Regions from separate parts of the Homo sapiens genome. Here region 2 is linked to region 1. Evidence: chromatin contacts called from ENCODE Hi-C or POLR2A ChIA-PET data. All regions are on one chromosome and are shown on one strand. The core of a region is the stretch at or near the end of the contact, and the rest is flanking DNA. Distances in the headings are between cores, read along the strand shown. Region 1 holds the start of KCNS3 (potassium voltage-gated channel modifier subfamily S member 3). Region 2 holds the start of LDAH (lipid droplet associated hydrolase).

The links. A loop is a pair of places that touch in the nucleus more often than their neighbours do. ChIA-PET counts read pairs that join two places held with the same protein, here RNA polymerase II (POLR2A).
Region 2: a map of endothelial cell of umbilical vein shows a loop between it and region 1 (7-fold over the local background). The contact joins the promoter of LDAH here to the promoter of KCNS3 in region 1. A Hi-C loop is called at or near these places in 1 of 168 maps with a recorded cell type or tissue (endothelial cell of umbilical vein). POLR2A ChIA-PET finds 5 or more read pairs at or near these places in 1 of 52 experiments (activated B cell).

What each region holds. Positions count from the first base shown.
Region 1 is chr2:17,877,255-17,881,130 of GRCh38, forward strand. It overlaps KCNS3 (potassium voltage-gated channel modifier subfamily S member 3), which reads left to right and starts at 1,413. Exons shown (of 3, transcript NM_002252.5): 1 at 1,413-1,552. RefSeq lists silencers at 1,024-1,183, 1,194-1,393, 1,484-1,533.
Region 2 is chr2:20,821,810-20,825,883 of GRCh38, forward strand. It overlaps LDAH (lipid droplet associated hydrolase), which reads right to left and starts at 1,292. Exons shown (of 7, transcript NM_021925.4): 1 at 1,228-1,292. RefSeq lists enhancers at 168-993, 796-865, 1,086-1,475.

The sequences.
Region 1 (3,876 bases), core at 163-2,662:
GAAGCCAAATGAAACTGTTGGAGCTTGGTGGGCTCCAGGCCTCAGGGGGAAGACCACCCTAGGCTTTATCTTTTCCTCTGCCCTTCCTGCCTGCTGTTAGCCTCTCCTCTGGACCAAAACTCCCTTTAAGGGGAAAACCTCCTCTTTGAAGCCCACAAGATACGGTGAGGATTACTGCCTTTTTCTGATTTCCAACGTGGGTTTTTCATTAAGCAAAGAACAATTAGAAAACCCACACATAACATAGGGTATTCAGTAAGTTCAGGAAAGTGTTTTCCACCATCTCTTTGCCCCCATTCCCTCCCCAGCGCTTGGCTCAAGGTCTGGAGCTTGAATCTGCATCGTCTTCCTAGGTGCTTGCCTGAGGTGAGTGGTCAGCGGGTGCTGGCTTGGGGGCAGCTGGCAGGGCGTATGCTGCGGGTAGGAACCCAGGGAACACTGGGCGCCTTAGCTTGGAGCAGCTGGCTCCGAGGAATTGTTCCACGTCTGCACAACTTAAAAATCTGCAGTTTGGGGGCGGGAGGGGGAGCGCGGGGGTGGGTCCCGAAGCGTCCCATTTCTCCTCCTGGCTGTTAACTGAGCGCTCTCGCTCAGTGCAGCGAGGCCAGCGATGCCTTCTGGACCACACGCTGTCCTCGCCGAGGTCCTGGTTTGTTCCTCAACGTCGGCTGAAGGCATCGTCCCCTGACTTCCTCTTCCATTCGTCCTTCCGAAAGGGGACCCGACTGGTTCCTCTTCTACATATGAGGCGCATCTGCTTGGTGCAAATGTCCAAGCACCTCTTCTGACTCGGTGAGTGGAGGAATAAGACAAAGCATCTTGTTCTGCACTGTGCCTGAGTCTTCAGGCAGCGGGACCGATGGCAAACATTGGCAGGAACTGGAGCTATATGTACTCTCCTTCGCACTTTGTTTTAAAACAAGTTTGGGCCTCGCGATTTCCTGAGGAAATCCAGGCAAATTAGCAAAGTGTCGCTTGGGCCGCGACTTTAGAAAGGCGGTTGCCCCAGCCGCCGGGGCCGCGGGGGAGGTCATCTTTTTCCCGCAGGGCCACGGCGCTTCCGGCCCAGGAGGGCGCGCAGGTGGGAGGCGCGGGGCGCGCTCCTGGTCCCACCCGGACAGCGCCTGCCGCTCCGGGGTGACTCTGCACTTGGGCCTGGGCGGGGGCGCGCGGCCGGCAGGGCAGCATCTAGGTCTATGGGTCTGTCCGCCTGTCTGGCGGTCGGAGCCCCGCAGTCCTCAGCCGCCCGCGCCCTCGGCCCGGGGCGCCCGGCTGCGGGCCCGAAGCGAGGGGCTGGCGGAGCTGCGACCAATGGGGCGGCGGCCGAGCGGCGGGCCCCGCCCCGTCCCGTCCGGCCCCGCCCCGCCCGCAGCTCCCGGGAGCCTCGCTCTAGCGGGGCGGGACCGACGGACAGACCGGCCGACGCGGGCCACCCCGCTCTCCTCGCCGCCGCGGCGGCAGGCGCGGGGCCGCGCCGCGAGGCCTGATCCCTGCAGCGCGGGCAGGCGGCGTCGCAGAGCGGAGCTAGCTGGATGCGTCCGGACTCCTGCAGGTACCTGGCTGGCGTCCCCACCTCCCTGCGCGCTCCGGAGACTTCTCCGGGCGACCCTGCAACTTTACCGCGCCTTCCCCCACCTTTTGCTGCCCCAGTCTCCTGTGGTCCAGGTCGCGGGTGCACGACCCCGAGGGTCTACGGCCGCAGAGCACTTTCCGTCCTTCTGGGCGTCTGGCCCGCGGCGCCCGCATCCTCTGGTCCCCAGAGCCCGCCGTCGCTGGAGCCCTAAGGCTCCGCCTGTTGCGTGAACTGCGGGCTGTTGAAGCGGTGGCTGGGTTGATTTGAAAGCCTCGGGGAAGGTATTTAGGATCAGCTTTCGGGGAGTGGGGTGGGCTATGGTCAGGGGGAGGACCACCTGGAGGCGGGAGAATCGATGAGCCGAAGAAAGGCGGCACCTCGCGTAGGGGCATCCCCGGGGCGTTTCCTTGGCCGGGAAGCCGTTCCTTCCCTTCCTCGAGAGGAGGCGCTTTCCTGGCGCTTGTAAATGCTTCCCGGGCCGTCTGCTCCGCCTTCTTTGTCATTCCTCCCCTCCCCTTTGCCCTGCAGCTGTGCTAGGCGCCCCGCGACAGTTGCAGGGAAGAGCGAACCCAGGGCCCTTGCTCTCGTGCAGCGCTGCGCCCTGGGTGGGGACGGCGTGAGGCTTGCAGCGCAGGTGTGGAGTCACTTGCGGACTCTGCGTTTGGATCAGTGGCAGTGGTGGGGAAGGGTCACCCCGGGGTCAGGAACTCCTCTTTTTTTTTTCGCGCCTTTCTGGGTGGCTGCCCGACCTCCTGAGGCACCTTGGCTAGCAAGCGAGCCAGTCTTGCCGGCAGGGGCCGCGGCGAGCCTGGCTGGGCGCCTTTCGCATTGCAGGGCTTGTCCTGCACCCCCAACCCCGCTCTGTCCCTTCTCGTTCATTTGGAGAAAGGAGCACCTTTTGCATTCTTGATGTCTCCCCCCGGTTTTGTCTGGGGAGACCGAGCCGAAAGCTTCACTCGGGTGGCCCGCAGCAGGGGCAGAGGACAGCAAAGAGCTACCTCCACCTGCCAAAATGACCCAGGGGCCCTGGTTTGGTGCCAAGGCGTGAAGTGGGGGGAGGGGCGGTAGGTGTTCCTTACGTTCCTGCCGGAGAGTAGCTTTGTGGTTGGCCCGGAGCCTTCGTTCGGGTTTTTTGTCTTTCACCCTACCCTCTGAAAATACTGGAGCAGATGAGTACAAACAGTTCAGAAGCCTTTCCTGTTTCTTTCCCTGTATTTACTCAAGCGATTTGCGTAACCATTCACTTGGAACTGTGTAAGTCACTCCTAGTTGCCCCCCTTCTTAGACTATTTGCAAATACCTGCCCAGGTAAACAGGAAGCACGCACCTATCTCTTAGCTGAAGGCATATGCCCTCGTGCTTTGTCTTCCCTGCATATCTGGAGCCGAAGAGGTGGCTTTGATTCTCTAGCTGAACTTGGTGTAATGTGCAGGCTCCACTTCTTACCTGGGTGGTGACCTTCTTGAGGAGATTGACTCGTTCAGTATGCATTTCCAACCAGCCCGCCATGGGCCAGGCCCCAGGATGCACTCGGGGACAGACAGCAAATGGATGATATAATTTCTGCACCCAGTCTAGTCTGTTCTTTCTTTCTCACCAGCTTCCCTTCTTCTCTTGTTCTAATATTATGTTTGTCGTTTCTGAACTAGGAATTGTCAATATTGGGATCCGGAGAAGGTCATATGAAGGTGCCATAGAACTCTGAATCCAAAGCATGTTGTGAATATACTAAGGAGACTTGCGGGATCAGTATTAATTGAATCTTTTGTCTGACCCATAATTGCCTGAATAGAGCCATTGATGAATGCAGCTACGCTAAGGTTTTGCTGGTCAAGTGTATGAGGGCAAATTGGGAGGTCAGAAGCAGTCTTTGTTCTGTTCTGAAATATTATAATATTAAAAATCCAAAGCTCTGGAGCTTGAGTTTGCCAGCAAAGCACCAACTGAGTATCATCATCTTCTTTTAAGAAGGAAGGGGGAGAGTGGGAACTGCAGCTCCCTCCTGTCTTCAGTGGGTTTTGCCCTTCACTGTAATTCTTCACAGACGTGCATCCCTCTGTTCTACCACCCATCTCAATCTGCCCTGTGTCTGGCATTTGCCATTGGAATGTGTGTCAGCTTTGAGAGAGTAGGCACCACAGGGTTTTCCTCCTCCTTTTCCTTCTATTTTTTAATAGATAACATTTATTAGCTGCATACTATATATCAGATACTCTGCTAGGCACTTTTCCAGGCATTATCTCATTTAATTCCCATAACAACTGCATGAGGATGTGATGCTTGCTTTCTTCACTGCAGTATTG
Region 2 (4,074 bases), core at 42-2,541, 2.9 Mb after region 1:
AGGCATTAAGTTATCAAAAAGCAAAATATTAAAATATAAAATTTTAGATGGGCACCCACTGTGTTGCCCTGATTATCCCCCTAGAATGCTACATGCTGGAAAGAGGGGCCTTAGCAGGTTTCTAAGTCTTTAACCTTCAGGTGGAAAAATGGGGAAACACACAAGAGACACTCCTACGTATAGTTTCAGAAAGAAGTTTAATTAAAAAACAGCTTTTGAGAATAAACATTCTGGAGATGCTTCTAAATCTTCTGGGTTTCTTTTGGTTGTATCTCTTTCTCCATACAGATTTGTTCTTTCAACTCAAGGACTATCAACTCTTTTTTTTTTTTTGAGACTGAGTCTCACTTTGTCGCCCAGGCTAGAGTGCAGTGGCGCCATCTCGGCTCACTGCAAGCTCCACCTCCCGGGTTCACGCCATTCTCCTGCTTCAGTCTCCCGAGTAGCTGGGACTACAGGCGCCCGCCACCACGCCCGGCTAATTTATTTATTTATGTATTTATTTTTGTATTTTTAGTAAAGATGGGGTTTCACCGTGTTAGCCAGGATGGTCTCGATCTCCTGACCTCCTGATCCGCCCGCCTCGGGGTCCCAAAGTGCTGGGATTACAGGCGTGAGCCACGGCGCCCGGCCAGGACTATCAACTCTTGTGTTTGGTACACAGGACACAAAGCAGGTGTCCGGTAACTACTTGCGAGGGAAGATACGAATTAACCAAGGAATAAAGTGTTCCAATCTGCATTCTGTCTTGCGTGGGGAACAAAACCAAACTAAGACCCAAGGATGAGGGTTTACGGTTAAGGTCTTCAGCGTGAATAAAAGGCGGCGTGAGCACTAAACGCCGGGGGCAAAGAACACTCCCGGCCCAGAGTTTGACCCCTCCTAGCGAGTTCTTCCCGGCCAGCTGCCCAACTTTTTGGCCTCTACTCCTCCGCGGGGGCACCATAAGACTCCCTACAGGTGGGCTACACTTAGGGGTTCAAATGCTGCATTACCGCGCTCGGGTGAGCGACTGCCCGGCCTGCAACTCAAGGGACTCCCAGGCCAAGTGGCTCCGAACTCGCGAGCTGTCGGAACAGTATTATTTTTGCTGCTACGGGCCATCTGGCCCAGGGCAACAGGGGCTCTGCGAGGAACCATAGAGAAGAAGGGGCGCCAGATCCCGCGTGCCTGCCCACCCGTCCTTCCTTTGGGCAGTCACCCTGAGCTCGGCAAGCTGTACCTCACCTGTCCACCTGGAAGGCTGCCCGCTCTCCCTGAGGGTCCTGGGAAGGCGGCACGAGACCGGAAGTGCCCCCCTCAGGTGACGTCACAGTACCGCGCCGGAGCTGATCCGGGAAGCCGATGTCAGCCTGGCGCGCGGCGCACAGCTGGCTGGGAGATTTCTTACTGGCTTGGAGCCGGTGGTCCAGATCAGAGAGACCTCTTGGAGGGTGTCGGGGTTTTCCTTTCTTTTTCATTTGAATTTTATCCGCCTTTTATTTTCTGTCATCCTTGATGTGCTTCTGGCTTCTGGCTTCCCTTTCCTTCTCTCTCATTTGTTCCATGTCTGCCCCTCTTTTCTCCCTCTTCCCATTTCCCTCTTTCTGCGTTACTAGTTGCATATCTTCCCCACATACACAGGAAAGTTGATTCTCATTTGATCATGTTCATAAGCATGATCAATAAAGTATTTTTTTAATTAAGGTGTTGCCAACTTTAAGAAAATTCAGAGAATAATATTAAGTATAGAGTTTATTTGGGCTCAGTGCTTGAGAATGGCCACTCAGGAGCTTAGATTCAAGTTGCCTTGAATATACACTCCAATTAGCAGCAGTCGGAGTAGGTTTTTTTTTTTTTTTTTTTTTTTTTTTGAGACGGAGTCTTGCTCTGTCGCCCAGGCCGGACTGCGGACCGCAGTGGCGCAATCTCGGCTCACTGAAAGCTCCGCTTCCCGGGTTCACGCCATTCTCCTGCCTCAGCCTCCCGAGTAGCTGGGACTACAGGCGCCCGCCACCGCGCCCGGCTAATTTTTTGTATTTTTAGTAGAGACGGGGTTTCACCTTGTTAGCCAGGATGGTCTCGATCTCCTGACCTCATGATCCACCCGCCTCGGCCTCCCAAAGTGCTGGGATTACAGGCGTGAGCCGGTTTTTAAGGAAAGGAGAGGAGGCAGAGCTTAACTTGTTTACCAAGAATTTATATTTAAAAAACTTAAGCTATTGACTGGCTATGCTTTCTTCCTTGTATCACAAATTCCAGGAACATAAAGATAATGGGTGAGGCAGCTAATAAAGAACAAAATGCCTTTAACAATTGCCCTAAGGCATGGGAAGGCGTGGCGGAAGCCAGTATTCACTTCTGTCCGGGTCTAATAAATTTTGCATACCTCACATAGCTCAGACAGCTCTGGGCTATTTTTCTTTTCTTAGTATGTACTTTTTTTAGACATAATACTGTTGTACACAATAATCTACAGTACAGTGTAAATATAAATTTTATATGCACTGGGAAACCAAAAAAATTCTGTGAACTGCCTTATTGTGATGTTTGCTTTATTGTGGTAGTATGGAACTGAACCCCCAATATCTTCAAAGTATGCTTGGATTTAAAAAAGAGGTTTACTTAGCTCATGGTTCTGCACATTGGAAAGCTCAAGGGGCATAGTGTGAGCATCTGCTCAGTTCTGGTTAGAGTTTTTTGTGCAGTGTCACAACATGGTAGAAGGTCAAAGGGGAAGCTGATACATGTGAAAACAGACCAAACAGGAGGTGGAAAACAACCCACTCTCTCAGGGACTCTCTCTTTTCCAATCTCTCAAGAGCTGTTATCAAACCAAACTGGAGTCCAATTGCCTGTGCAGCAAGACCAAACACTGACATCAGGATTATAGTGAAAGAAAGTGAGGCATTTATTGTAGGGTCCCAAGCAAGGAGAACTGGTCAGTTAGTGCTTAAGTCTTGAACTCCCTAATTGTTTATAGGTAAGGGTTTTTAAATGCAGGGGTGTCAGAGGTTATAGGCAAAGTCATAAATCAATATATGGAGGTTATATATTGGCTTAACCTAAAAATGCAGTGAGGTAGGATGCAGGAATTGGACACCAGACCAAATTGAGGACTAGCTAAAACAGGGGCAGGGAGGAAGCAGCTTTCCATATTAATGCCCCTTTCCATGGCAACAACCTGACAACCCAGAGGTTACCACCCTTTTCCTAGAAATTTCTGCATAATTCACCCCTTAATTTGCCTGTAATTAAAAATGATTATAAATATGACAGAAGAACTGCCTTTCAGATGCTACTCTGGACACACTGCCTATGGGGTAGCCCTGCTCTGCAAGGAGCAGTATCTCTGCTGCTTCTGGACACTACTACTTCAGTAAAAGTTGCTATTTAACACCACCGGCTCACCCTTGAATTCTTTCTTGGCGAAGCTAAGAACTCTACTGGGCAAATCCCCAATTTGGGGCTTGCCTGCCGTGCATTGGCGGGGCATCTCAAAGAGGGGGGCCCACAGGTCATAGGTGGAATTTAAGGATTTTCTGATTTGTGATTTGTTAAGAAGGTGAAACTCTCTAAAAATTTGATATCAGCAGAAAAGGATATTAGCTTGGGCTCATGGGCATGGCCTCCTTTAAGCACCTCAAGAAGAAATTTAGAACAAAGAATAGTAGTCAGAGTTTAGCCTTCAATTCTCCCTTATTTGAGGCCTGTGTGCCAGTGGATCCATTTAGTGGGGATCTGGGTTTCTGAAAAACAACTTGGGACATATGTTAAGATGTTACCTTTAGTTTTTATAGGAAATACAATATCCCGTGACATTAATTTTTTGGCTATTGTTTTAAGCTCTTATTATCTTCTTGCTTTTAAGTTTGTTTTGTTTTTGTTTTTGTTTTTAGGACTAGCTAGATGTCTGGAATTTTCTTTAAGGAAGTCAAGATTTTTTTTTATTTTCATCTTTTGGTGGAGAGTGCCCTGCAAGCCCTTAAGAGGGGTCTCTGCTGTGTCTCAGAACAAGAACTGACTTTGGCGAGAACAGCAACAATCTCTTCATGAGGGATCCACCCCATGACCCCAACACCTCCCCATAGGCCC